Regions from separate parts of the Homo sapiens genome. Here region 1 is linked to region 2. A link is an interaction called in ENCODE POLR2A ChIA-PET data of the cell type or tissue named here. Cell type or tissue: PC-9. All regions are shown on one strand. Links, peaks and the distances in the headings refer to the core of each region. The heading gives the core; the rest is flanking DNA.

Region 1 (15,579 bases), core at 5,844-8,343, 440 kb before region 2:
GGGAATGGGAGAAGGAACTGAGATATGCACTTAAAAAAATCTATTTAAACTGTGAGTCTATTGTACAATAAACAATATTATAGATGGCAGCAATATCAGCAAAGGAAAAATACGTTATATGTGTCATATTATAAATATATATCTATATTTATAATTTATATAATTTATAATACATTTTATAAAATTTATATATTTTGCTTATAAAAATATAAATATATATTTAAAATGTATATATTAACAGATATATTGAGATATAATTTCATATATCTTATTGAATTTATACAATTTATAATATATATTTATAATATAGATAATATTAGCAAAGGAAAAATACTAACTTTTATTCAGACCAATTAAAAGTTGCTATCCCTGGAAGAAACTTAACCTAAATATCTGTAGTCATTCTTTGAAGCTTGGGTCTACAGGTAATATTTTTCTTAGTTCTATTTCAATGTAGTTTCCATATTTTATATAGTTAACATTTATTATATTTACAATGGAAATTTTGTTTTGCAAAAAGTTGCTGACTTCTTGTAAGTTGATAATTCATAAAAAGATGCCTGGCAAAGATGAGCTCTAATGAATGAATGACAGGAAGCTCTTACTTCAACGTAGTCTGTGGGAACCAGCCCTCGTTCTCCTTTGATGTTTCTTCCTTCCAGCCATCCTCCACCTACATCCTAATAAGTCACCAAAAAAAAAAAAAAAAGAAAAAGATTACAGTTGAGATTTCCTGGAGAAATTTTGTGTGGAGGAATTGTTATACATAAAAAAAGCAATTAACATTAAGCTTTTCATTCCTAGAGAACACCGTTCAAAATCTTAAATTCTTAAGCCTTCTCTTTACTTCAGAAAATGATGTAACCTAAAAACAAGAAAAATCAAACTTCAATAATAAGTGATCAAAGATTGAAAACAGCTGATGATTAGATGACCCTCATCTTGTCTGTGTACTGGTCTGCGGCAGATAATAAAAGTGGCTTGCAGCTCTGAATGTGAAGCGGTGGGATGCGCATCCCAGGCCTGGAATCTGCCCTCTGCCACCTCGCTGGTCAACAGAATCAAGTGGAAATCCTCCAGGGAATCCAGAACCTTGCCTCAAGGGCTTCTGCACACTTCAGCTGACTCTTCTGGCACCCAAGTCGCTATACGAATTAATGTGGGTTGCTAGATGATGACAGAGACCCAGTCTCCCTGTTGCCCCATTCAAAGCCAGCCAACCCAGAGAACTGGCAGACTCATGAGTGAGGCTACCTTAGACCAGTCAGTCCCCAGCAGGGTCCAGTGATTGCAGACACACGCAGTGCAGCTCAGGAGAACCATCAAGCTGACTTGTAGATTCCTAAGCAGTAACAAATGGTTACTGGGTTAAACTAGTAAGTTTTAGGATTGTTATGCAGAAAAAGTGAACTGATCCATGGTTCCTCAGTTCTTCTGGATAAATAATATTAATAAACTAAGTAATAAAGTAGAACTCTATATCCCAGTATTGCCATTTCAATCTATGATCAAAGGAAAAATTGTAACTTTTATTCAGAATAGAAGTTGCTATCCTTGGAAGAAACTTTATCTAAATATTAAACTATTAATGTTGATATTATTATTAATTATTAACAATGTTAAGGGGCAGGTCCCACTTTCTCATCTTAACATAGTAAGAGTTTTTACAGTTTTAAAATAATGCCCTAATTAGTTAATAATCTGAATCTGAATAATCACATTCTCTTAAAAAATCACTTTAAGCCACAACTTTTGTCACTTTCTGACCACAATAGCAACTTGAGGACAAGTTGCTATTTTACCAAGAAAAATTAAATACTTCAATAAAGAAATTAGATGAGGCTGGGTACAGTGGCTCACACCTGTAATCCCAGCTACTCGGGAGGCTGGGGCATGAGAATTGCTTAAACCCAGAAGGCAGAGGTTACAGTGAGCCAAGATCACACCACCTCACTCCAGCCTGGGTGACAGGGTGAGAGCCTGTCTGCAAAAAAAAAAAAAAAAAAAAGGTAAGACTGAAGAATCTTTAATCTCTGCTATGATTAAAACTGAATCTATTTAACTTATACACATCTAGCATTTTTAAAAATTTTTAAAAATTATTATTATACTTTAAGTTCTAGGGTACATGTGCACAACGTGCAGGTTTGTTACATAGGTATACATGTGCCATGTTGGTGTGCTGCACCCATTAACTTGTCATTTACATTAGGTATTTCTCCTAATGCTATCCCTCCCCCCTCCTCCCACCCGACGACAGGCCCTGGTGTGCGACGTTCCCCGCCCTGTGTCCAAGTGTTCTCATTGTTCAATTCCCACCTATGAATGAGAACATGCACACCTAGCATATTATACAAAATTACTACATAATCTTTTTCTACCCAGTGATTTTCTTTTTTTTGAGACACTGTCTCATTTTGTCTCCCAAGCTGACATGCAGTGGCACCATCTTGGCTCACTGCAGCCTGGAACTCCTGGGCTCAAGTGACCCTCCCACCTCAGTCTCCCAAGTAGCTGGGATTACAGGCACGCACTACCACACCCGGCTAAATTTTTGTATTTTTTGTAGAGATGAGGTTTTGCCATGTTACTAAGGCTGGTCTTGAACTGCTGAGCTCAAAGCGATCCCCCTGCCTCGGCCTCCAAAAGTGCTGGGATTACAAGTGTAAGCCACTGCACCTGGCCGATTCTTTTTTCAATCCAAGACATATAAAGTACGTTTTCTAAATATGCTCACTATTCAAAAACTACCATCACTTCTGCCGTTCCTCATTCTCCCTCCTCGATCTTGGCACTGCCACAGTTCTCACTCTCTCCTTCCACAGGAGCTCTGTGTGAGCATGCGAGTGTGCGTGTGCATGACAGCAGGTGAGTGTGTCTGAGGGGTGTGTGCGTGCTTGCACGGGTGAGTGCTGCATCTGTGTGAGAGCAGGAGAGTGTGGGTATGTGTGAGAGCAGGTGAGAGTGTCTGAGGGGTGTGTGTGCTTGCACGGGTGAGTGCATATATGTGTGAGAGCAGGTGAGTGTCTGAGGGGTGTGCATGCTTGCACAGGTGAGTGCATGTATGTATGAGAGCAGGTGAGACTATCTGCAGGGTGTATGTGCTTGCACAGGTGAGTGCTGCATCTGTGTGAGAGCAGGAGAGTGTGGGTATGTGTGAGGGCAGGTGAGAGTGTCTGAGGGGTGTGTGTGCTTGCACGGGTGAGTGCATATATGTGTGAGAGCAGGTGAGAGTGTCTGAGGGGTGTGCGTGCTTGCACAGGTGAGTGCATGTATGTGTGAGAGCAGGTGAGACTATCTGCAGGGTGTATGTGCTTGCACGGGTGAGTGCTGCATCTGTGTGACAGCATGTGAGTGTGCGTGTGTGAGAGCAGGTGACAGTGTCTGAGGGGTACATGCACTCACACGGGTGAGTGCTGCATGTGTGAGAGCATGAGTGTGAGTGTGAGCGCAGGTGAGAGAGTAGGTGTGTGTGCGTGCTCACACGTGAGTGCATATGTGAGAGCATGAGCGTGGGGATGTGAGAGAGCAGGTGAGAGTGTCTGAGGGGATGTGTGTGCTTGCATGTGTGAGTGCATATGTGTATGTGTGAGAGCATGAGTGTGGGTGTGCATGAGAGCAGGTGAGTGAGGGGTGTGTGTGCTCACATGTGTGAGTGCAGGTGTATGTGTGACAGCATGAGTGCGGATGAGGGCAAGTGAGAGTGAAGAGGGTGTGTGTGCGTGCTCACACGTGTGAGTGCTGCCTATGTGTGTGAGCATGCGACTGTGGGTGTGCATGAGAGGTGAGAGTGAGAAGGTACGTGTGTGTAAGAGTGCACACGTGAAAGAGTATGTAAAGTGTATGAGAGCATGAGAGGTGTATGAGGGTGCGAGGTGTGTGCGCATGTGTGTGCATGTGCACGCATAAGGGTGTGTGCGAGTGTGTGTGGGGGTATGCATAATGTGAGAGAGTGCGTGAGAGTACGTACATGGGTGCACGTGTGTGTGCCTGTGCACGTGCACAGGGAAAGGCTGGCGAGGTCTGATGGGGCCCATGGTGGGGTGTCTCACAGACCTACAGCTGACAGAAAATGCTGCCAGCGAGGAATGACCTGGCCACACTGGCCGTTTAGACAGACCCTGGGCTTGAGGCAAGGCCAGTGAGGAAGGTGCATGGTCCAGGCAAGAGGATGAGAGCTTAGCTCAGGGCGCTGGCAGGAAGCGCAGGGTGGAGAGAAGAGGCTGGACAGAGTAAAACTCTAGGGAGAGAAACCAATGGCTTTAAGTGACTTAGCCTTGGGGGCCTTGGTTCACTGAATGGAAAGGCGCCACAACAGAAATACAGAGAAATACAGAGAAGTAGGAGTAGGCTGAGCATCACATGGGTGATGAGCTGAGTCTGGACGTGGTCAGTGTGAAGTGCTTGTGAAAAAACTAGGTGAAGGTGTCTGGCCTCCTCTGAGGCTGGAGCCACAGGAGGAAGCTGCAGATACAGGTTTAAAGTCATCACCACAGAGACGGCAATACAAAAATCTGAGACCGCATAGTGTAAAGAAATGGGCTGAAGGTGGAATGACGTGGGAACCCCAACACTCGTGAGGCAGAGAGGGGAGGGACACAAGAGGACAGCCAGTGAGGCCGGGGAGAGGTGTGTGGGATCCAACATGTTCTACAGCACAGACACAACAAGTTCCCTTCTGGAAACATTCAGTAAGAAACACTGGCATGCAGACCTCTCTGGAAAACAAGGAGCACAGGGCAAGGGCCAGGTTTCCTGTCTTTGTATCTCCAGGGTACCTCTCCCAAGACTGCACACACATTAAGTATGAGTGACGGTCACGAGGGAGAGGACACAGAAGAGACACGTTGCAGTGTGGGGCCCAGAGGCGGAGGCGTGGACCAAGGACAGGCATGCACAGGGCAGTGTCACGAAATCAGCCAGGTGAAGAAAGCAGGTAACGATGGGTTCAAGTTTTACTCAGTTTACAAAGACAAATTCTCCCTATCTGCTTTTGTTCCTTCTCCATCTATATAAGCCTGCAATGAAATACTATTAATTGATACAATTTTTGTTACATTATTTCAAATGATGTTCATCTCATAATTTTGCTACATATTTTAAGAACAGTTACAATAAAGTTACATGTAAAAAGGACAATTAAATGTAATGAGACAAGTATCACACAGAAATAATGGAAAAAACTGTAACAGAATCTTGGGCAAAGAAGATTGGACACAAATGAATATTATGTTTGCCTCTAAGCTTCCTGACAACACAGACCATAACAGAAATCCAATAGTCTACAAAGATTTGACTTTATGAAACAAAATGTACCCAATCTCCAGGAGAAAGAACCTGAGATAAGAGATCACATAGATGCTTCTCTGGGAGGGCATAATAAACCCAGTTATATAAGCAGAGACACACATCTGAAGATGAGTGTATCTATGTGTACATATGTATACATATGAGTGTACCTGAAGATGCATGTGTGTATGTATATGTACACAATTTCAAACAGGGTTTGGTAAAGATGCAGAAATGCTTTTTATACATAGAGTTGCTTCTTGTTTGAATAAAAGCTGAGGCAATAACTTGTAATTCAGCAAAGAGAACTCCACTGGGAGCTGAGCTAACTCCACTGGAGCTGGTCTAAGTATATTGCTTTCTGGCAACCTAATCTGATTTAGGAAAAGAGCTTAGAAAAATGATGATAGGATCAATCAGTTAAGACATTTAGGAAAATCACCATCATCTTTTACTTATTCTAGAGATACAGTATTATCATGCTAGGGGTAAACACACTGAACCATGTTCCAGGACAACTATGGGGTACCTAAAAGGTTGTAAGTAATTTAAAAAATTGTAAGATAAACATATCGAAGAAGATACAAAATAAGCAGACATAATAAACTCAATTACATACATAACTGTCTTTAGGGAACTTTTTTCCTGTATTTATATAACAGCTTCTTACTTCACCATCAATATTTCATAAGCAACAGGAAAAAAATCATGTGGGTTTGAATGATTAACTTACAAAAAAATAAAATCTTAAAAATAAGTCCACATGGGACAATCAGACTCGAATGTACAGTTCTCTTACCGGATTTGTTAAAAATAAGTCCACATGGGACAATCAGACTCGAATGTACAGTTCTCTTACCGGATTTGTGATTGTGATGATTTCTCCTTCATTAACCGTCAGTTCATTATTTCCAGGTTCAGCAGCAAAATCATACATAACCCGAGCCTATCAGGAGTGGAGAGGAAAAGAGGATGTTACAAACACAAACAGAGTAGTAAAAACACAAAAGGTGTACAGTTCACTTTCTAAGCATGCTGGTACAAACATGATAGTGGCTGTGGCTGTTTTGGAAGAAAGGAAGACATTACCAAAATGACTCATCTGCTCTACTCTGAGGAAGAATAACACCAACGGTGATAGCCCTGTTCTGTTCCGGAGGCAGGGAAGGTTTCTGGCAGCTGCCCACATTGCATTTAGAGATCAACCCTAAAAAAGTTACTCGAAATATACCTATTTTGGTTGAGTGCAGCAGCTCACACCTGCAATCCCTGCTACTTGGGAGACTAAATAGCAGGAGGATTGCTTGAGGCCAGGGGTTCGAGACCAGCCTGAGCAACAAAGCGAGATTCCATCTCTACCAAAAAATTAAAGAAAAATTAGCTGGGCATTGTAGCCAGCACCTGTAGTACCAGCTACTGAAAAAACTGAGGCGGGAGGATTGCTTGAGCCCAGGAGGTCAAAGTTACAGTAAGCCAGGATCATGCCACTGCACTCCAGCCTGCACGACAGTGAGACCCTGCAGTCTCTTAAAAAAACAAACAAACAAACACCTATTTCATTAACAACAACAACAGACTATCTTCTTTCTCTTAGGAGGTAAGAAGTGGAAATACACAAACTGTTCATTCTGGGAACACTGACTCTCAGAAACTGAAGACAGAGACATACACACACGCACACACATCTAAGATTCACACATCTTTAGAAGAATCGCTTGCTATTAAAATGTTCACTGCTCCTTATCTAATAAGAATGATAATGCAGCATCTTTAGCCACATTAACTCAGAAATTTAAGATTTGGGTACTCTTCCACCATACCAAGACTTACATAGGGCAGTGTGTGCTGGTCGAGTTACCTAAACAGCCATGATTTTAAAACGTTTCCTTAAAATAAAAGCTTTTATTTATTTATTTTTCCAGACAGAGTTTCACTCTGTCACCCAGGCTGGAGTGCAGTGGTGCCATCATGGGTCAATGCAGCCTCGACCTACCAGGCTCAAGCAATCCTCCCACCTCAGCCTCCCCAGTAGCTGGGACTACTGGCACATGCCACCCTGCCCAGCTAATTTTTGTATTTTTTGTAGAGATAAGGTTTCACCATGTTGCCTAGGCTGGTCTCAAACTCCTGGGCTCAAGAGATCTTCCTCTCAAAGTATTTGGGTTACAGGTGTGAGCCACTATGACCAGCCCTAAATGAAATTTTTATTTCATATAAGACAGACTAGGACAAAGCTATTCTGGCTGGAGTAAGGAGGGACTGCTCTTGCAGGCTCTTCCTCAAGAGGATCCTTGAGACAGGGTCCAGAAACACTGACTCCTTGGAACACTGCTGTGCATGTATCCCAAGAGAGAATCACCGTGGTAAAAACAAGGTATGTGTTTAAAATGTTTTATATATACCTTTATAATATATAATACATAATTTAAATCCTTTTCAAATTCTAAGTGATTGTCTTTCACAGACTATCTTCCTCAAGTCCATCCTATAAACTGGGGATCACATGCGCCTAGGAAACATATGGTTTAAAAGTAATTGTTTGTCCTCAAAGGCAAATTCAAGTTTAGCGACAGGGCTAGTCTAACAGGGCTAATGCAAGTGCACTAATTTAACAATATTTACTGAACACCCACCATATGGCAAGAACTTGAAAGGCCCTTTTGTTGGCCATTGCCCTTTCTATGTATTTGCTTAATGATGCCTGAAATTATTTTAATGAGAATAAAGGTTCATATTTAGTGATAACAGACTAAGAAAAAAAAGCCAAAATGCTATCTTGAAATACATAAAAAATAGTAAGATGGACTGATGGACGAATATGTGACAAAGCAGGTACTGAATCTAGATGGTGGATCTATGGTATTCAATTCCAACCTTTCTCCATGTCTGAAATTTCTCCTAGTAAACTGTTGGGAAGAAACAAATGGTGGGAAAGCCTGTGAGTCAAGACATCCCAGCAGCTCCCCACCTCCATCCTTGGAGGCTGGGACCCGAGTGGAGATCATGGCAGGGCGCCCAGGCCAGCAGGACGGCTCCCCTCAGGGCGTCATGAAGAACAAAGCAGCCATGCTGAGGTGTTTTCCTGACATGGCTGCAAAAGTGGACAGAATTCTGCTTGTCATGTTATGTGGTGTTTTTTTTTTTTTTTTTTTCCTGAGACTGTTTCGCTCTTGTTGCCCAGGCTGGAGTGCAGTGATGCCATTTGGGCTCACTGCAACCTCTGCCTCCTGGGTTCAAGCGATTCTCCTGCCTCAGCCTCCCAAGTAGCTGGGACTACAGGCGCCTACCACCACACTTGGCTAATTTTCATATTTTTAGTAGAGACAGGGTTTCACCATGTTGGTCAGGCTGGTCTCAAACTCCTCACCTCAGGTGATCCACCCGCCTTGGCTTCCCAAAGTGTGGGATTACAGGCGTGAGCCACCATGCCTGGCTGCGGTAGTTTTTGTTTTTGTTTTGTTTTGTTTGAGCCAGAGTCTCTCTCTGTCGCCAGGCTAAAGTGCAGTGGCAAGTCTCAGCTCACTGCAACCTCCACCTCCTGGATTCAAGCAATTCTCCTGCCTCAGCCTCCCGAGTAGCTGGGATTACAGGCATGCGCCACCACACCCAGCTAATTTTTGTATTTTTGGTAGAGACGAGGTTTCACCACGTTGGCCAGGATGGTCTCGATCTGTTGACCTCATGATCTGCCCGCCTCGGCCTCCCAAAATACTGGGATTACAGGTGTGAGCCACCATGCCCGGCTGGTGTTTTTTAAAAACACATTGCATCAACCTGGATCCTTCCTGCCATGAGGACAGACAGGACAGAAATGCGGGCAGGGGACGGGCTGGAAGGAAGCGAGCCCTCAGAGTGGAGCCTGGGAGAAGCAAAGCCACACTCACGGGCATGAGGAACCTGCTGTTGTGTTATTGGTCCTCAAGAATCCTGCTGAAATTTTTAAAAATCCAGCTGAATCCAATTAGTTTCCAAATATAGAATACCTAAGCCTCTTGTTTACTAAACTTAGAATGTAGTGAAGCAGAATGTGAAACAAGTGAGAAAGAAAGAAATGGAAACAGCCTCACACACTTAAATATTACTAAGCACTTACTCACTGCTAAGGTTAGAGGGTTTGGACCCTCCAAAACTCATGTTGAAACTGAACCCCCAAGGCAGTGGTATTGGGAGGTGCGGCAAATGGGGGGCGTTTAGGTCACGGAGGCTTTGTCCTCAAGAGGGGATCAACACTGCTACAAAAAGGGCTCGTGGGAGTGGGTTTACTCTCGCTCACCCGTCTGCTGTGTCAGGACACAACACCCTTACCCCTGGAGGAGGGAGCACTCAAGGCGCCATCTTGGAAGCAGAGCCGGGCCCTACCCTGCCAGCACCTAGATCTTGAACCGCCTGCCTCCACAGTTATGAGGAATAAATTCTGTTCTTTATAAGTTACCCAGTCGTAGATCTCCTGTTGTAAGCACAAAACAGACAAGGACATTCACAGAAAAATGTTTATAAACCTTGTAAGTTTATCTAAAACACTGAATTAAGACTTAAACAGATGCTTCTTAGAAATCTGAACTGAGAATAATTTTGGAGAAAAAAGGATTTAATAACCATATCTCCAAATAAGTATAACATGTCAATAAAAAAACATATTGACCATTCAGCCTAGAGATGCTAAAGCTTCAATTAAACTGAAAGCTTTTGGGCGTCATCTCCCAGCACCCCTCTTTTCTCTTTCCTATCCTTGCATTTTGCCTCCACCTGTTTTCTCACTTTCCCCTTCTCACCCCTCTTGTCTACCACTAACAGTATCCAAACAGACAGAGGTGCTGGCCTCAACCCCAACTGCCATCTATTTTCCATGTGGTCTTTGAAAGAAATGGTCCATTTTCCTATACTGCATTTTCCACTATTAGCTATACTTCAAGAACTCATTCTTCAACTATTTCTAAGAGCTAAATTTCCACCTAGTCCTGGTCAGTGGATAACTCCAAACTATATATTCAATATATATTGTCAACCACAACTAATCTCTTCCTTTCAAAAAGTATTACAGATGACATGAATGGCTACTAGACATCAATCTCACGTATCTGTTCCATTAACTACTAATCTACTTATCAGTAAAATAAACATTAGTGGATTCAAAGCTCTCCATTCAATGCTCCAGACACTAGAATACCAAGTGTGCAAGCACACATCTGCCCACAATGTGCATAATCCATTCTTAACACATACCTCCTCTTCTGAGAAAAGAGAGGAGTATGACCATACACATTCTATCTGACCTATGTTGTACATATCTGTTATTCTGTCTGCCCCACATCCCTTCCTTTTGGAAACTGGATAATCAGAATTCTTTCTCAGAGCTCTTTGGTATGGGAGTTGGGGACAGTGCTCCTTCTCTCTGGTATTGCTGTCAATGGCTAACTGGCTGAGGTGTGGAGAAAGTCTGTCTGAAAAACGAAGTCAATGTAGCACAGAATGACAAAGAGAAACAGTGTCCTGTTTGAAGGACAAACTTGACACTCATTCTCCCCATGGAAGACTTCTCTGTTACTGGAGCCAATGTATCTCCTCATGAGCTTATTAAACTGTCAGTCCACATCTTGTCACTTGCAACCTAGAGAGTCCAAGTTAATACAAACCAATAACCCCAAACCAAAGAATTTATTAAGGAAACATTCTAATTTAAAAAAACACTGGCCATAAGAACTAAGAACTACCTGTATTTATTAAGCAAAAATGAAAACCAAAAAACTAGATCCTAAAATGCACAACAATAGAGAATAAAACAGTTCAAAATAGGAAGGAAAAAAAATTCACAAAACCCTGGCAATAAAAAAAGTTCATATGGGAGTTAGAATGCAAAAGCTAAGGCCCCATTCTTAAGTATCTACCTCTCTGATTGCATATAAATCACAATTACATCTTAGGGAAAAAAGCAGTAAATCTTCAACAGTGTTGCTCCTCATCTTTAAAACAGAAAAGTACAATTAAAAAATAAAATATGTAAATCTTCAGAAATTCCAGGGAAAGAATGATTTGACACCCTCGAGAAGTGAAGTTTTGCATAAAGAGTAGGTAATATTTCTATGTATAACTAGTTTACCTCTTTAAATGGCAAGCTTGTTTAACTTAAGCACATTCATGACTTACAAAATTGTATAATATTTAACGTCTTCCTCAATCTTATCTTGACTTATTAAGATCATCAGAAGAAACAGAACTTACTTTCACAGACCCTGAGCATTATTATGCTATTAACATATGTTGATGTATTTGTCCTTAATCTAAATGGTGAAGGCATAAATGCTTTTCAATATAAGTAGTCCCTCCTCCACAGTTTCACGTTCCTCGGTTTCAGTGAACTGCTATCAAATGCAGTTGGAAAATATTAAATAGAAAATTCCAGAAATAAACAATTTATCAGTTTTAGAGTCCATGCCATTCTGAGTAGCATGATGCAATCTCACACTCTCCCACTCAGGACATGAATCATCCCTTTGTCCAGCATCTCTACACCATAGACACTGCCCACCTGACTGTCATGTAGTAGCCGTCCCATTTAGTAGACTGACTATCAGGTATGGCAGTGCTCATCTTCAGGTCATCCTTATTTTACTTAATAATGACCCTGATGCACAAGAGTGGTGTTGCTGGCATACTATAATAACTGTTCTATTTTATTATTAGTTATTCTTGTGCATCTCTTACTGTATCTAATTTATAAATTAACTTTGTCATAGGCATATATAGAAAAAACATAGTACACACATAAGGTTTGGTATTATCCTTGGTTGCAGGCATCCCTGGAGGTCTCGGAACATATCCCCCGTCACTAAAGGGGGACTACTGCATATCAGTGATTTCCACAGCTTTTGCTCAACCTTGCGCTTACTCCACTGTTATGTGAACTAAATACAGAATATTATAGTTATCGCTATAAAATTTCAAGCTATTAGATTCAACCCACTGCTCCAACCTATTAAGAGCTTTCTGAATTCTGAAGCCATCATCCAATTCTCCCTTATCTTTTCTTGCTGGGAGTCATCGGAAAGCCTGATGAGCACGCTTTCTACAGTTTCACCAGTGTCATTATTCAAACTGTTAAACTATGGCAGGGCCAAGTCAGCTGCACCAGATAAGAAGCTCCAAGGGGATGCGGGTCAATTAATTATCATGTTCTCAGAATGTTGCTCTTAAAATTTCCAAAGAAGGAAATGAAGTTTCCTTAAATGTTGAGAAGCAATTTCTTTAATAATCCATTCAAAAGTATAGTCAAGATGATAGAACATTTTAACAGTTGTTCTAGCAAAAGATCTTTTCCAAACAGAAGAAATTTCTAAAAAGAATTGGTAGCAGCAATTGAGAATGAATAAAAATTTTTAAATATTCTGTATGTAAAATTTTCAAGAATAAACTACTGGTAAATTGATATGTTCTTTAAAAATGTTTTTTCCTAAAATAGGTTTATATCTGTTATTCTGAAACAAATGCACTTAGAGGAATTTTTTAAACTGATGGTCAATTAGACAAGCAGTTTGGGAAATTTCCAAGTCAAACAGAAATGTAAATAGAAATTCCCTGAGTAGAATTACAAATTCCCAAGAAATACTTAGTGTAAACTTAAATCTGAGTGTAACAAAAGGCGACTGTACAATTCTAGGGGAGCAGAGTTCTGAGTACTTAAAATACATAAATCAAATTGTACCATACTCTTCCAAACTGCTCTCCCTCTCTCTGTAGTTCACTCGTGCAGAACAGCTCTGGAAAGTACTTAAGACCACAGGAAATACAAACTGAGGCTACACTGTAACCAAACTTCTAGAGATTGGGATGATTTTAAGAGTCATTCTACCCACACTCACCCAGATCAAAGCTTCTATATGCGGTGCACACAAGAACAATTAGACAAAGATATCTTAACAGTGATTTGATGTGGTGGCATCAACTGGCCATATCACATGTACCATCACGATTACCAAGTAATGTGTCAAAACAGATACTTCTGAAACCTACGTGTGACTGCCTGTGCTGTGCCTTACTTCATAATTAAACACACAAAACTTGAATTTAATTGGATATTTTATTGTATTTGAGAGACCGCATCTTGCTCTGTCACCCAAGCTGGAGGGCAGTGGTGCAATCATGGCTCACTGCAGCCTTGAACTCCTGGGCTCAAGCAATTCTCCTGCCTCAGCCTCCTGATAGACAGGACTACAGGCACATGCCACCACTCCTGGCTAATATTTTATTTTTTAATTTTTTTAAAGAGACGAGATCTCACTATGTTGCCTAGGCTATTTTTTTAAGGCCATGTCAAAATGGCTGTATCATACAAAACACTTTGATTTTATTGCTTTAAATGAGGGGTTGCTTTTCCTTTTTCTGTACAGGACCAGATAGTAAATATTTTCGAGTTTGCAGGCCATTCAGTCTGTCTCTGCTGCCGCAGTGCAAAAGCCACCACAGACAATATATAAACAAATGGATATGGCCACGTTCCAGTGGAACTTTATTTACAAACTGCACATGACAGGCTAGATTTTGTTCATGGGCCAAAATTTGCTGACTCCTATAACATGACCCGGAACAAAATTATGTAAAAATCACTAGTCTTAACATACAGCAGAAGTCATAAAGGAAAGAGTATTTTCAATTCATATCACAAAGTGTTAATCTTCTGATACATAAAGAGTTTCTGGAACTCAAGAAAAAGACCAGCAACCTAATACAAAAATGGGCAGAGGAACAAACAGTTCATTAAAGAATACAATGGCCCTTAAATGCATGACAAAACGCTCAATCTCACACACTAAGAGAGACAAATTAATCTGGCAGACATTGCCAGATCCCCACGGCCACAATTTGGGGTTGTACTATTTAAACTTCTACCAGTATTATATACGAAAGTAACATTTTTCTACAGCTTCACAAACAGAATAAATCACTCCACTTTTCGATTTCTGCAAATCTGATGCTAAGGAATGCTACCCCAATATAGCTTCTACTAACAGGCAACTGATTAAATAAACCAGGCTATGCTGTCAAAATGGAATATTATACAGCAACAAGAGAATGAGAACAATCTATATACTCAGACATGGAATGAATACATGGTCAAAAAAGGTAACTTATGGAACAGGGCATATAGCATGCTACACCTTTTTCATGAGCAGAATATTTATATTTGCCAGTATTTCCATAAAGAAACATTAAATAAAACAAGAAATTAATTTTAAATTGGTCACCTAGAAACATGGGAGAAGAAACTCAGTGATAACACAAGTGGAAGTGACGTTTCTCATTATATTTCTTTTCATATCATTTAATTTTAACTGTGTGTGTGTATGTCACCTGTCCAAGAATTCTAAATTAAAATGAGAGGAAAAAGACATCATGTACAGTAATGGCGGAAGATGAAATATTTAGGAATAAACTTAAGAAATGTGTAAAACCTATCTGGAAAAAAACTTTAGAATTTCTTAAATAACACAGAAAATTGGAAAAAATGGAGAGTATGTGATATGGTTTGGCTGTGTCTCCACCCAAATCTCACCCTGAATTGTAATAATCTGCATGTGTCAAGGGCAGGGCCAGGTGGAGATAACTGAATCATGGGGGTGGTATCCCCCATACTGTTCTCGTGGTAGTGAGTAAGTCTCATGAGATCTGATGGTTTTATAAAGGGGAGTCCCCCTGCACAAGCTCTCTTGCCTGCTGCCATGTAAGATGTCCCTTTGCTTCTCCTTTGCCTTCCACCATGATTGTGAGGCCTCCCCAGCCATGTGGAATTGTGAGTCCATTAAATCTCTTTTCTTTATAAATTACCCAGTCTCAGGTATGTCTTTACTAGCAGTGTGAGAACATGCTAATACATCAAGGTAGATTGTAACAATGGCCACAGTAAATCCTCCCACCCCTATATCAATACCAATTTGCAATATGACTTTGTCACTCCTCCCATTAAGACTCTGGACAATGGCCGGGCATGGTGGCTCACACTTGTAATCCCAGCACTTTGGGAAGTCGAAACAGGCGGATCACGTGAGTACAGGAGTTTGAGACCAGCCTGACCAACATGGACAGACCCCGTCTCTACTAAACATACGTCCCTGTAATCCTAGCTACTCGCTAGGCTGAGGCAGGAGAATCACTTGAACCCGGGTGGTGGAGGCTGCGGTGAGCCGAGATTGCGCCATTGCACTCCAGCCTGGGCAACAAGAGCAAAACTCCATCTCAAAAAAAAAAAAAGAAAAAAGAAAAAGAAAAAAGACTCCGGACGAGTTCATGTGCTTACTC
Region 2 (15,579 bases), core at 7,836-10,335:
GAAATTATTCACAATAGGATTAATTAAAACTACATGATATAATAAATGCTACTGAACTGTACAGTTAAAATGATTAAAATTGTAAATTTTATGTTATGTATATTTTACCTCAATAAAAAAAACATGATAGTTCAGTACACCTAACTTTTAATTAGCTTTATACCTATTTAGAAAACCAAGTAAATTATAAAATAAAAAGAAAGTAAACCTGGATTTTTTTTTTTAACTCTACCATCCCATGTAAATACTAAGGTCATAAATTTAACCAACTTGTACTTGTCCTTCTTCTGTAAAAATCTGACCTATATAATCACCTAATTTAATATGGGGAAGAATGAATCACAGCACACATAGAGCTATATTTTTTGGTTTTAAATATATGAATTTATTATCCCGTAGCAATCAACTAACACTGTTGCAGAGAAGAGTTAGTAGCCTTTAGTCATACCTATTTGAATCTATTTTACCCTGACAGGAAAGGTCGTTTTACGAGTAAGAAATGCAGAGACTGAGCCTGTGAGAGAAGGATTCTTTAATTGGGGTCTTCCAGGGACCTGTGAGCCCAGTGAATTGATCCAAGTATTGTATACAGGCATATGCAGGAATTCTTCTGGGAAGAGCACTCACTGCTTCCTTCTAAAAGGATTAAGAACTCCAGTATCACTACAGAGACAAACCTGTTCAAGGCTGGAGACAGAACAGGGCGACAGCCTGCCCGGGACACTCGGGAGCACAGCTCAGCACCGCCATTCATCTTCACGACACTACTATAAAGAGAATCTAGGTGTCCTCTGGAGGGAAAGTGGCCTCCTTATGGAAGGAAGCATCCGTTAACCTTATTTGGCATTCCTGCATGGCCCCTGCAGGTGCCCTCTGAAAATGAAGGCACAGTACAGCACAAAGCTTCATGGGACCTGAGAACCAGGAGGCCCAGCAAAGGCCCCCAGTGCTCTCACGGATGCAGAGCCCATGCTCCAGCCCATGTGTGGCCGGCCAATCCTGGGAAAGGCCTGTGCTGCACTGTGTAGACCTGCAGTCCCAGGGTAGGGCTATGGAAGCAGGCCCAGCTGTTGTCACCATGTCACATGCACAGTCACAGCCCTCTCCCCTTTTCAGTGGCTGCTAAGTCTCAGGATGCCCCTTGCCCCGTGGATGAAGGCCTCCTCCACAACCCCAATCCCCACCACCTTCCACTCCAGGCACCTCAGACCACCCCTGTACTCCCTGCAGACAGCTCTGCGTAGATGATCTCCCTGATGACTGCCCTGCCTCGACCTCCCTCCAGCATCTGGGCCTCCTTCCACATCTGGAAATTCCACAGGCACTATGCAGCCAACATGACCCAAACTGAACTCATCATCTTCCTGAAGCAAACGTGCCTGGCTTCCCTCTTCCCATGAATAGCACCACTATGCCTCTAGGGGCTCAGATTCAAGCCTTCGTCCCTCTCCGTTAGTTCACTGCCAAGTCCCGCAGACCTCTCTGAGGGCTCTGACGCCTGTGCCCATCATCACATTATTCCTGCAACCCCCCTTTACCCGCCCCCCCTCCCCCAGCAGTTCAAGTCCTCATGACTTCTCACCTGGGCGACTCTCATGCTTATTAACTCACTACTGCATCTCCTTCAGGGTCATTGCCTCTGCTCCAATCCATCCTACTGCTGCCAGATTCACTGACCTAAAAGCCCAGACCCAATCGTATCGCTTCCCTACAGGAAAGTCATGCTCTCCCATTGTCTGGTGAATTCAGGATAACAACAATAGCCAACTGTTACCAAGCACATGCTTCACTGCGTGTGGACTCAGTGGCAAGCATTTGACAGATCTTATGTTATTTAATCTTCCAAACAACCTCGTATCTCCATTTGCACCTTCATTATCTCCATTTGCATCTTCATTATCTCCATTTTACAAATAAGGAAAAAAAGGAGGATCGGAAACATTAAGTTATCCAAGGTTCTGAAACTGACACCTGGCAGGACTCTGGGAACTGGCCTCTCTATGGACTCTCTAGCCTGGCCTCCAAAATCCCCCACAGTGTGACCTCCACCTACTTGCCTTCCCTCATCAGCTACTCAGTGCCCTCTCCTTGCCCAAGTCACCAGTCAAAATAAACTACAACCTGCCCTAATTCTTCACACCCATGCTGCTCTCTCTGCCTGAAATATCCTCCATGCCCCTACCCACCCCAGCCCTCTATCCAAACAGCATACAGCAAGCACTTGCCTGCTATGTGCCAGGCTTTCTGCCACGCTGCCAGGCCCTTGGGATACAGTGAAGAAAGAGATGAGGAGGCCAGGCATGATGGCTCATACCTGTAATCCCAGCACTTTGGGAGGCCAAGGTGGGAGGATCGCTTGAGCCCAAGAGTTCGAGACCAGCCTGGCCAACATGGCAAAACAGTGTCTCTACAAAAAATACAAAAATTAGGCGGGCATGGGGGCACACACTTGTAGACTCAGCTACTTGGGAAACTGAGGCAGGAGGATCACTTGAGCCCAGGAGGCAGAGGTTGCAGTGAGCCATGATTGCACCACTGCACTCCAGCCTGGGCAAAAGAGCCAGACCCTATCTTAAAAAAAAAAGATAGAGAGAGAGAGAAATGAGGGAGGAAAGGAGGGTGCCCACCTTACTGAGCTTATAGGCTAATGCCACAAACTGCCATTAATTAAGAGGCACACATCTGCATACATATGTCCTAGCCTTTCCTCAAGGTTCATCCCAATGTCATCGATATCACAAAGACTTTCTGCAGTCCCTCCTTCCCTCCCTTCTCCTACCCTCCCTCCATGTGTGCAAGCACTTCTGCGGGGCACCCTTGCTCTTGCCCTCTTCTCGGATTTCTATACTTACCTCATCTGCCTGGATTAGACGGCAACCTGCCCCAGGGCAGCAAACAGAGTGTTAAATCCTAGTCCTGCTTCTTCCCAGTGACTTCACAGAGCCCCAGTTTCCCCATCTGTAAAGCTCTTAAGATTGGTATGAGTATTAAGTGGGATAAACATATGCAAAGAACCCCCGAGGAACTGCTATGGCGATTCCTTCCGGAGTGAAAACAATTTTCTATGAGCATAGCCATGGAGATCTGTGTTCAGCGATGGTCTGAATAATCTGCATTATGTCTTTGTGTAAAGGTCAAAACAAATAAGTCTCCCTGGGAGAAACCCAGAAAGTGTGTTCTCTAAAAGCTTTGCTGGCAGTCCAGGAAGGGAAGCCCTGAGCAGATCCCCTCTCTCAAGGCCACAGCCAACCCAGACGGGACTATTACAAAACATGTCACGCCAGGATTCTCTCCGTCATGGAGCGGGTCCAGTTTCATTAAGCAAATAGCTCCACAGACAGTCTAACTGACAGGAGGGCACTGGCGCAGCCTTGTTAAAAGTCCGGCTCCTCCCCGTCGTGCCAAGCTCTCTGGGTGCTCATCTTCAGGTGGCCCAACCACACTGACAAACATTTGATAAACGAATAAAACTGGGGCAAAAGATCCATTTTGAAAGTACTCACAGGATATTAAAAGAAAGCCCTATTGCAGCTCTTACTGTGGCCTAAATGATTCATGGAATTGTGTTTTTATGACCCAAATAAAATGTTTAAGGGCACAGAGGAACTAGTGGGAAGTGATCACCAAGCTGAAATGGCCTCATCAGATAAAGTCCTCAGGGGGACTTAGGGAATGGGACAAAGGAGAACGCAGGGCCACTCCAGTCCAGTTCGGGCTCAGAGGAAACATCCACCTGTCTGGTGTGAACAGGCCCAGCTCCTAAGGGTGTTCTCGGCCGGCTGGCAGGACCCTAACAGGGGAAATCAGGCAAGCCTTAAATTTGCACTGGCCCAGGCTTAGTCTATTCAGAACATCAGAATAGTTCAGTGACCCTGAACTCAACATATAAAAGAATTATATATATATATATATAAAATTATAAGCTAGCTTCTCTCTAAAAAAAGTCATCAGCAATTAATATGTTAGGTCTAATACTAATACCGTTTTTCTTCTCTATTTTCTTTTTGTTGTTGGCGGTTATGTAATCTTGGAACTGGATTTTTAAAAATCTTTTAGCATATATCTCAGGAGGGTCAAAAACCATGTACTGAGCCATTGCCTCTGGCATCACATGGGCTGATAGCTATTTATGATGTGTACACTTAGCTAAGTCACATACTGGTACAATTACCAGGAAAAAAGTATGTGTGTGGAGGGTGGCTCTCTTGTTCCTGGTCACTGCTATTTCCTTTACCCAGAAGTCCAGTGCTCCCTCTGGAAAGATGGGAGCCAGCCAACTGGAAGACATCAAAACAGTCACCATTTTCACAGCACATGCCATGTCACTGTTTGATAAAGTCTCCATTTGAAAAGGACACTCGTCAAGGCCGATAAAGGCCACCAGCTGTGCTTTGGATCATGAGTGGGGGTGTCTGTGTGCATGTGTGAGCACACACACTCGGTCCTGATGCTATTACCAAAACCTGCCCTTCAGAGTACCACAGTCACACAATCTGAGAATTTTTAGAGCTAAAGAGACCCTGGGGTCACCCAGTCAACTCCTCCCGTTGTAACCAGGACAAAACAGTCCCGTGGAGGGTAAGTGGTTTGCCCAGGACTCTGCAGGTAGACAGCTGCTCCTGAACATCACGGCCCAGGCTGAACTCTCAGAGCCCTAAGCCTCTGGTTTTATCTTGGTCACTACTTTTGTAATCTTTTTCTTTCTTTATTTAGTGAATACCTATGAGTTTCCACCTTTAGGCAAACGGAAAGCATTATTCAAGGGGGCTACAATTTTTTTTATTTAAACTACCCTTCTTTCGATATCAGAAAAGATACATAATGATATTTGGTATTTAGCTTGCAATCATGTGTCCACATCATCAGAATCAAAGCAATTAATTATAAGAGCCAACTTAATTCAATTATAAATTCTTATTACCTAAGTAAGTCTCAAGAAATAGAGTGATCGTGCCAGCACTGTGCTCGGTTTCATGCCCAAATGCAAACCTGCCATCTGCTAGGGCACATGACAAGGTTCTCAAAGAAAAGTGACCACACAGGCCATGTAACACGTTCATTAGACACAGGCACACCGCTCTTGGGCGGTGAGATGCTGTAGCCCCATGGCGACGGCAGCAGAGCCGCCCCACGCCGGGGATTTCAGCGCAGAAGGAAACTTGTTTCTTTGCTTCCCACTTGATCAGCAGGGACAGTGCTCCTTTTGGAACAACCATCTGGATCCAAAAACATAAAAATGGGCCCCAAAATTGCACATGCTTAAATGTCAACAGTACCTGGCAACTTCCAGAAGCATGAAAAGCTGTTTTCCTGCCCCATTTTTTGGTGTTACCTTAGTGTCACTATAGGTTGAAACAGGTGGCTCGTGTCAGTGGTTTACGGGGCATGAAAGCCATTTTGCCATTCATAAAATCCTGGGGAAACAGCTCTGATTAGATTTCTAGTACAAAACAGGTCTGCCTCTAAGCAGCCTCAACACCATTCATTCTCTCACGCAGGAAGTCAAATTTTAAATTAAATTACAATGGAAATGATCCAAGAAACCACCTCCTATTGGAAGGCTACCAGGCAACGAAAATAAATTGCTCCGGAAGACAGTGATGGCAGGCAAGCCTCAGTTGACTTATGACCTCTTCCACAGCTTCACACCATTGGCACAACTACTTACCTCTCCAAAGCAGCCCCGGGCAACCACACCTGCTAGTAAGCTCCCTGAAGTAAGGGCTCTGCCCCACTCTCCCCCACAGCCTCCGACTGCACTGCTATTTTATTAACAAAGGAATGAATAATCTGATTATTCATTCAACCCAGTTGTTGAGCACCCACTCTGTCAAGCCCTGGAGATAGAAAGATGAGCAAGATAAGGTTCTTTCCTCTTTTTGCTGGAAATGTTTTCCATTTATTTAAAAACTCAAATATGCACAGCTATGAAGCCTCCAACGGCACCTCACACAAATTTCACCACAAACATAAAGAAACTGGAGGTGAACTCTGCACTCTTCACCTTGGGAGCCCTTTTCCTTCAGTAGATTGTTACTGGCTGAGCATTTCTAAAGGTCCAAGAGTAAAAAATGAAAGCAACATTTCCCTTAAGAGCCAAAGGGATCTGGCATGATGGGTCACGTCTGTAATCCCAGCACTTTGGGAGGCTGAGGCAGGTGGATCGTTTGAGCCCAGAAGTTCAAGACCAGCCTGGGCAACGTGGCAAAACCCTATCTCTACAAAAAATACAAAAATTAGCTAGGTATGGTGGTGCACACTTGTGGTCCCAGCTATTTGCAGGCTGAGGTGGGAGGATCGCCTGAGCACAGAGGGTTGAGGCTGCAGTGAGCCACGATCATGACACCGCACTCTAGCCTGAGTGACACAGTGAGACTCCGTCTCAAAAAAAAAAAAAAATTATATTAAAATTTAAAAAATAAAAAGCCAAAGCAAAAATGCCAGGTAACTTCTTTGGTTTATTGTGGCTTGTTTGGTTCAGATCAAATTTCCTAAGGAGGTGAGTAGTCCTGGATAGCCTCAGCAGTGAAGAGATTTCAATATGACCCACACTAGCAATGACCTAGACCCTTGCCCCATAACCACCATCAAATACACTAAGGTCCTCCATCCTCAGTCTCCAAAACAGAATTCTTGTCCACAGAGCAGCTCCTTCACTCTTTCCCAACACAGTGCGTTCCCTTGCATTGGATATGGGACATGGGCACTATGGTCCCTGCCATGGAGGTGGGTGACCCAAGTACACAGTTAGCCCAACAAAGAAAGATTCTTTTCCAGGGCTAGGAGCCTGGCACTGAACTCCCCACTCTGTATGGTTCCTACAGGGAAGAACTTTAGGGCTTGAATCTGGCCCTGACAATTAGACCAGCTGAGTGATCTATTTGGATGAATTACAAGCCTCCCTGAGCCTTGATCATCTCTAAATAGGGACGGTGATGGCACCCACATCAACTGAGTGTTCTGAAGATTAAATTCAAACAATTGCACAGAGCCTGATGTAAGTGCTGGCTTACAACCACCCACACTCACGTTCCTTTCACCTTGTGTCCCGTATACACTCTGGCAGATGGGAGTCTGTGAGCCAGATGAAGACAGCTGCTATTTACAGACAAGTCCATCAAGCAGATCAGCAACACAACAGCTCTGAGGAAGTCCCAGAATGTATCATAACCTGGCTTTACAAGTAACCCAGTCAAAACAGGTGTCAGGCCCATCTTTCTCCAGAGATGACTATCTTATCTAACTCTGTAGAAATGGATTTATCACATGCACACATGTCCAGCCCTACTGTATGCCACACAAATACAAATGCCTTGGCAGGGCCACCAGTGATTGAAGATCTTCAAAACATATGCAGTAGGCAGAATAGTGGTCCCACAGAGATGTCCATACGCTAATCGCCAGAACCTGTGAATACGTTAAGTGACATGGCAAAGGGGAATTCACGTTGCAGACGGAAGCAAGACTGCTCATCAGCTGACATTATAATAGGGAGATTACCCTCCATTATCCTGGTGAGCTCAATATAATCACATGGGTCCTTAAAAGTTGGAAGAGAGGACCAGAGAGATGGCAGTGTGAGAAGGACCCGCCCTGACATTGTTGGCTTTCAAAACAGAGGAAGGCAGCCACAAGCCAGGGAAAGGCGGGGGCAGCCTCTGGAGGCTGAAAAAGGCAAGAAAACAGGTTCTCTCTGGGGCCTCCAGGAAGAATGCAGCCCTTCTGGTATCTTTGCTTTAGTCAAAAGAGATTCATTTTGGACTTCCTACCTCCAAAACTGTAATACAATAAATGTATGCTTTTTTTTTTTTTTTTTTTTTACACAGTCTTGCTTTGTCACCAGGATGGAGTACAGTGTCACACTGTCGGCTCACTGCAACCTCCACCTCCCAGGTTTGAGCAATTCTCCTGCCTCAGCCTCCCGAGTAGCTGGAACTACAGGTGCACACCACCACGCCCAGCTAATTTGTGTATTTTTTAGTAGAGACGGGGTTTCACCATGTTGGCCAGGATGGTCTCAATCTCTTGACCTCGTGATCTGCCTGCCTCGGCCTCCCAAAGTGATAAATGTGTGCTATTTTAAGCCATTAAATTTGTGGAAATTTGTTACAGCAGCAATAGCAAACACATCGTGTTATCCAATCAAGATCTCTTGAGTAGAGATTCCATTAACCCTGGCACTGCTCAGAGACAGCAATTTTCTTAGCCATTCTCCTTCCCTCCTGAAGATTCTCTATCATCCTGAACTCTGGCTTGCTGGTTTGGAGCTGGTTACCTCCATTGTCTCTTGCCATCATATGGGAGACTTCCTCAACTCCCTTTCCAGATCACTTAGGAGGAGGTTTTGAAAAGGGAGGAGAAGACAGATGGCTGCTGAGATCCTGGAATGATATTGAGAGATGAAATATGATTTCCAGGCCTGCTTTATCCAGCCCTTCAAGTCTGTAAAATCGGATCTCCCTCCTTCCTTCTTTATTTCTTTCCTCCTTGCTCTCCTTCCTTCTTTCCCCTCCTTCCTTCCCCTCCTTCTCTCCCTCCCTCCCTCCCTCCCTTCCTTCCTTCCTACCTTCCTTCTACAAACAGCTAGTGAGCCTCTAATATATGCTACATACAGCTAGAGGCAAAGGCATACAAAAATGAGTCAATCATCCTCAATACCCACCCAAGGAACTCATCAGTTAAAGACTTACCATCCATCTAGGGCAGTGATGTGCAAAGTTTTTGGACCATTAACCACAGCAATAAATTCATTTTTATATCACAGTCTACTAAACTGAAACAAAAGTTTCACAAAACAATACCAATGCTTATCAAAGGAGACGTACTCTATTTTCCATTCTACTCTGTTTCTATTCTATTCTCCATTCTGACCAGCAACCTAGTAAGTTGATTTCATGACCTAGTAATGGATTACACCTCTCAGTGGGAAAAATGCTGACCTAAAAGTCTCGACGCCCATGCCGAGATGATCACTGCACAGATCCATGGAGCCTGTCCCCCAGAAATGTTTTCAAAGAATTAGTGGATCCTAGGCCGTTCCCTTCCCCCACGCCCCCACCATCCATGCAGGGTGAGCTGACTCAGACTTGCAGGTTCCAGTCATTTCAATGATAAAATCACTCATCGCAAACACACTCACAAGCTCATCATCCCTTGAAGGGAAGGAATCAAAGGTGCTGAATGTGGAAAACCGTGACTCACTGTTCCTGTCAACCAGGTACATGGCTATAAATGTCACTCGAGTGAAATCATAGTAGAGGGCTCACAGTAACGAAGAAAGCACCAAGCACTGGCTGGGAGCTGAGACCTCTGACTGCTCAGAACAAACCAAAGAGATTAAACTTTATGTAAGGAGCAACAACCAGAACAGGTAACGACTAACAATGCACTGTAATTGACTCGATCAGACTTCCATTTTATACTGGGAAGGTTGCTAGTGAGCACATAAGCAATCTGGCCTGAGACCCCAGCCACCTGTGCTCGGGGGCTAGGGGCGGGGTGGGGCGGGCGGGGGGACTCGCTAAGCAGGAATGCGCCTCTCTCGGGTGCCCTTCCACAAGGCGTAACAGGCCACTAGTTTCAGAGGGCACCGCTATAAAAAGCAGCTGAAAAAGTCACAGTACCCTTTTATGTAAGATGACCTTGTTTGCCGGAGATTTTTTTTTTAATGGGAATTTTTACTCTCAATTACTTGTCATTCCACCTAATGACATATATTAAAGCTTATCTTTTCACAGGCTAATTTTAGACGAATACCAGTTCCCAGATCACTGGTTTAGAAAAACACTACCCTGCTTGGCAAATCCAGTCCACTTTCCTGAGAGGATTTCTATGGCAGAGGAGCTGGCAAGGTCGGGGCACCGGAGGGTGGGAGTGGGCAGGGTCTCTGTGGTGTGTGTGCAGCCCTTTATCTTCCTACTGTGTTGCTGCCACCCATGCAAACACCAAAATGACTGTGCCAGGGCTTAGGTCGTGTCAGCACACTGCCTTTGCGGCACTCTCCTCCCCTTCTCAACAGTTTTGCTGGCAGAAAATATTGAGGTTGAATAAGGTGCTGAAGATAGCACATATCGACAGCAGAACAGCCCTCCAGGAACCCGATATTCCTCTATTCACGATCCCTATTCCTCCTTCACATGGATAAGTGAACACAGCACATATCAATGACAGAACAGCCCTCCAGGAGCCCAATATTCCTCTAATCACAATAAAAGTTTTATTGTGATTTATTAGATTCATCCTTTATGCTGTTACTGAGAAAAGATGAAGACTAGAGCCCCACCATTCCATTGTCCTTGGGGGCCACAATGTCATGGAAAGGATCTTGATGAAAACCTGTTTCCACACTCCGATGGAAGGTGGTCAATCTCACAGTGTGTTTCTGACTCCCACTACTCCAGGAGGAACAGCCCTAGCGCATCTGCCATTTCTGAAAAGAAAATCCAAGCCACCTCCCATGCCGACATCTCAATACTCACGTTCCTCTGCCTGCGGGCCCCTCTGTTCTCCTCTCATATCTCTGCCAGCCTGGACCCCGTGATTTATCACATCAGTTTCCCTTTTGCCATTGCTGTTGACTTTCCAGCCTCCTGGTCCTGCATTTGCTCTGTTAAACTCCAACCCTGAGTGAACCCAGCCAACCATCCTCACCCCCACGCCAACCCATGCTGGTAGGCCCTGCTGGAGAAAGCAGAGTGGGAAGCAGATTCCCCAAAACATAAATGCCCTCCAGTCCTCGGGGCCCTGCATCCTGCGCATCTCTGTAGACACTTTCCCTTCCTATTTCACTGAGTGACATTTCCAAACGCTGAGACCCCAACCCTCACATCTCTGCCCACTTGCTGTATTATGTTTAAAATCAACCATCACACTGGCTTCTGAACACAGATAAACCAAGGGCATGAGGCGAGCCCTCCCACAGCTGCCCCTCCACCCGCCCTTCCTCCTTCCTCCTGTGCTCCCAGGCCCGATGCCCCTCCAGGTCTACGCCTGAGCCTTGTCCCTCCGCCCTGCACGCCCTCTTCCTTCCCTCTCTTCTCCCTGGGGCCCTTGCTCCCCTGCCACCCCAGCTCGCACCGTGCCTCTCCTCCTTTTCCTCTAGACCGATTCCTCACCTACCTTCTCCTCCAGACACTATCTTAAGTTCTCCTTCCCTTACAGCTGCCTTTTATAGAAAGGCCGTCTGCAATGGATGCGCCCACTTCCTGGTCCCTCAGCCCCAGCTGTCACTTTTCAACCCACTACAATGAAGTCTCCGTTTCCACGGAAAACGCTCTTATGGAGGTGAACGGCCTCCCAATGGCCAAAGGTGAGACGGCTTCCCGGCTTCTCTCCTGAGCTCTGTAGAACCTCACGCTGGCCCCTCTCCCGTGGCCTGACTCCCTCCTAGTGCGGCTTCCAGCTCCCCATCCTTTCTGTTCCCTCCCACACACCTGACCGCTGTTTTCCTCCAGCATCCCCTTCTGATCGGCTCTTCCACCTTCTCCCAGGATTCTCCTCATCCAAACCCACAGCCAGGGCTTCCCCAGTGTCAAGCACCAGGCTACCCTCTCTTCTGGGTGCCAGACCCACACATCCTGCGAGCTGGTGCGCTTCTCCCCCTGAGTGCCCCGTAGGCCCCTCAAACTCAACGAGTCAGCTCCATGAAGTGGGGGCCAAACTGCTCTGTGGGTCACCCTCGATCCTAAGACCCTAATGCGGCATGTGGCATGCCATTGGCATTCCATAAATGACTGTTGAATGTTCCAAACCAAATTCATTGATTTTTCCCTTAAAATTGCCTCTCTTCTTGGAATCCCCATCTCAGTGAATGACACCATCCAATCATCCAAGTCGAGTCCTTAGGTCATCCTAGCTGTCCCTTCCCCACCTCCCCACCCAGCATCCATTCAGTGTCAAGCTGTGCAGCTCTCATCTCCATAACGTTCCTTGTGCCAGATCCCTCCTGCCCAACCCAGAACCACCACCTTGCGGGAGGCTCTCACATCTGAACGTGAGCAGCATGACCGCCTCCTTTAGACCTTCCACCCCTGGTCTGGCAGCCTCAGATTCACTGCCCCAGGATCCTCACACTCTGACCCCATCTGCCTCTCTAGGTAGAATGCAGGGGACTAGATGGGGAGCCAGTCTGGTTGGGGGATCAGGAGACTTCTGTGAGGAAGTGCCTATTGAGATGACCTCTGCAAGATAGTAGGAGGTGGTTAGGCAAAGACCTGTGGGGTGGCAGAGGGCAGAGCAGCAAGCATTACAGAGGAAACAGGTGTCCAAGGGTTCTAAGGTTGGCAGGGGCACAGCACGTTCTAGAAGCTACAAGACAGCCGGTGTGGCTGGAGCCCAGGCAGCAAAATGCAGCATCTGGCCAGATGAGGCTGCAGGGGAAACAGGGACCGGATGGCCCAGGGGCTGGGGATGCAGGCAAGAATTTTAGTTTCTACTTCAGAACACCAGGAAGCAGAAGAGTGACATGATCAAGTCTGCCTTTTGAAAAGATCCCTCTTCAAAAATGCTTAGTTAATGAAGTAATGATGGATAATTTCCTAACATGATAAAATGCAGATATCGCAACCAAAATTCAGCATTTAGAAAGGGAACACTAGTCGCATTTCACTATTGAAAAGCAAGACACAATGTCCGCTATCATTGTTCTTTGAGGAGCTGGCCAACATAATTGGGTGAGAAAGAAATTAGAGATTTAAAAATGAGGAAAAAAGAGGTACAGCTCTCACTATTTGCATATGATATGCCTATACAGCTAAAAACCCCCAAAGAATCCATTAAGAAACTACTCAAACCATAAGAGAATTCAGTAGGGTGGTAGAAGCAAGTTAATATGTAGAAATCAATAACTTGCTTGTATATGAACAATAACCAGTTTCAAGAGATATTAGAAGGAAAGGCCTCCATTTATAATAGAAGCAAGAGGGTGAAATTAACAGTAAATGAAACAAGAGTTGTACAAGATCCTTATGAAGAGAATTTAAATTAACCTGAGGGACGCAGAAAACTTGATGTCCATTCCTGGACAGGAAGATTCAACAATAAGACAATGTCAATGCTTCCTAAATTAATCTATAAACATAATGCAACCCCAATAAAAATAACAATGGGAGTCTTAAACATCAGAACACTCTTGATTTTGGAGTTTATATGAAAAGCTCCCTCTGGCTGCAGTGTGGCTGGCTATGGACTGAAGAGTGAGAGTGGGCGGGCTGGCGGGTGACCTAGGACACCTGGCAGGGATCCTGCTGAAGAAGCTGGGCCCAGCTGACTCTGGGGCCTGGGGTGGGGTTGGGGACGCAGTGAAGGGCACATTTGAGAGATATTTCTATGGAGAAATTCCCAGGCCGTTGTGATTGATTGGATAGGGGAGGTGAGAAAGAGAAGTCAAACCAGGACTCCCGGTTTGTTCATTTAATCATTAATCGAATCTCCTGCAAACTTATCCCCATGTTACTAAAATCACTGCTCGGGGCAGGGTTTCTGGGCCCCCAGACAGATTTCACAAGAACCTCCAGAAAGGCTTTTTAACCAGTTGTTTGTTCATAGCCAAGCGAAGCACCACGTTTGCTCTCTGACTCTGCTAATCAGGTGTTCCGCTTAGAGCTTTGGAGAACAGGACGGCTTCAAGCTCAGAAAGCCTCAGAAAGACACTTGTTCTCTCCCTATCTGTGCTGTCAGTCCCCCTTTTGATTCAAAATCGCACCACCAAAAAATAGGGCAGTGATTGTGTTTGAGTTTGACCTCGTCAGATTCAACGTTTACTTGAGCTGTGGCTTGACATCTCCATACTGCCTTCACTCTTCTTTAATAAACAAATAAGTCCTGAAGGCAAAACAAAATTTCTCACCACCACTGGCATACCATTTTATCACAGCAATATCCCTTTAAGGTTTGCCTTTTTTCCCCTCTGTTCAGAATTCTTTTCAACACATTTTTCAGACAGAACAAAGTGAGTTTAAATATATCACACAGTGGCTGCCTCTCAAACATCTACAGAAATCATTTCAGTGAATGTGTTGTTTGATATGAAAAAGAAGTGTATTTGGTTTGGGTGCGAACAGACTGTTATGCAAAGCACGCATCTGTTAAAACTCAGGTGAAATAAGCCGAAGCTTTGGATGGGACAAGTTGAGGCCCAGCTTACCTCAAGCGCCTGCCAGGCTGGGCTTTGTTTGGGAGCTACACAAGCGCTGATGGATGCCTGAACCAGTGTGCTCTGAAACCTCATATTGCACACGAATCGCCTGGGGGGTCAGAGTCTGCAGGTCTGGGGTGGAACCTGAGATTCTGCTTTTCCAATGAGCTCCTACACGATGCCATCCTCCAAATCCACAGATGGCACCTGGAGTGGTGAGAGTTTAAATCGGCTCAGCAAGTTGGAAGCCACATTTCTCAAGGATTAGCCTGTAGGTTGGGATGCATTCTCCTTGCTTACAAAACAGAGATTTTGCCACCGTCTTATGTCAAACAACTTCAGATCTAACAAGTGGATGTTTTCAAGTCTCTTCAGACTATAATATTTGGAGGTCAGAATACCCAATCTCAGTGTTATACATGCCGAAAATTCATACCTGGAAAATCCCGCAATGCTTAGTAAACCCTCACCAATTTGGATTAAATAAAAGGGGAACTTTATTTATGAAATTTTAAAAATATAATCCTGCTTATTACTTTCATCTGCTTCCCTAGGGATAATGTTATTATACCTCATTTGCACTAAGAAAAAAAAGTCTAGGTCTTCCCAGCACCCTGCCGCACCATATGAATAATCACAAATTCCAAATAAAAGGAAAAGGATTTTCAAGAGTCCTCCTACATTTAAAATTAAAAGGTCCCTAAAACTTACAATATCTGTGTCAGTTCCTTCAGCTGTGACTATCCGGCCAGTGGGGCTTCATTCATCCCATTTTTGAGGTGGGAAAATTAAGGCCTAAAGTCACATGAAAAGTCAGTAGAACTCAAAGTCAATGCCACTTTGGGGACCTTATTAAGCTAAGGAATATCAACAACAATAACTTTTACCCATTCAAGTGCCAGCTGCCTTGAGGGAAGGTTTGTGTCTCCTGACAAGCATATGATCTCAGTCTAGTTTGTTTGGCCTGGAAAACATTTTCCTTATCGACTGAAAAGTAGAATGCATGAGAAAGAGTAAATGAACTGCTTTTTAAAAAGAGGGGAAGTAAAGTTAGTAAAGCACACACATTTCAGCTGCTTTTCCTATAACTACACAGATCTGTGCTCCTTGACCCAAAAGGCCATCGGGACAGATTGTGGGAAGAGCCACTCTGTTTTGCAAAGAAGTATATAAAATACAGAATAAAAAGGTACAAAATTTAAAAATATAAAAAGCACAGAAGGGGTCGATACAAATGCCTTGGGCATGCTATTACTGTACTATCTCTTCCTCCTCCTGGTTATCACAGAGAGGGCTTACCGTGCCCGTCCTGATCATGGAGAGTAGAAACCTTAAAACATGGGGCATCTTTAAAAATCATTAAATGAAAACAGAGTGTAGAGTCTGCCACATAGCAAGTGCCCATGAGAAGCTTTCAGTTACCTCGGGTTCTATGAAAACCAGTA

What was found. Peaks named below come from ENCODE experiments on the same cell type or tissue, not always from the same donor. Only the 100,000 strongest peaks of a DNase experiment are listed, where the experiment ranks them.
Region 1: POLR2A ChIA-PET joins it to region 2 with 7 read pairs; 1 of 35 experiments calls an interaction of 5 or more read pairs at or near these places.

What each region holds. Positions count from the first base shown.
Region 1 is chr6:157,858,203-157,873,781 of GRCh38, reverse strand. SNX9 (sorting nexin 9) reads right to left here. Exons shown (of 18, transcript NM_016224.5): 2 at 6,149-6,235; 3 at 606-680. Among named protein-coding and RNA genes, the nearest start is that of SNX9-AS1, 27 kb to the left of the region's middle. In PC-9, for the core only: no CTCF peak of the experiment used is centred there; no DNase peak of the experiment used is centred there; H3K27ac peaks cover 702 bases.
Region 2 is chr6:157,422,553-157,438,131 of GRCh38, reverse strand. All of the region lies in intron 1 of ZDHHC14 (zDHHC palmitoyltransferase 14), which reads right to left. Among named protein-coding and RNA genes, the nearest start is that of ZDHHC14, 49 kb to the right of the region's middle. RefSeq lists a silencer at 13,689-13,889. In PC-9, for the core only: no CTCF peak of the experiment used is centred there; a DNase peak (open chromatin) is centred at 9,201; H3K27ac peaks cover 441 bases.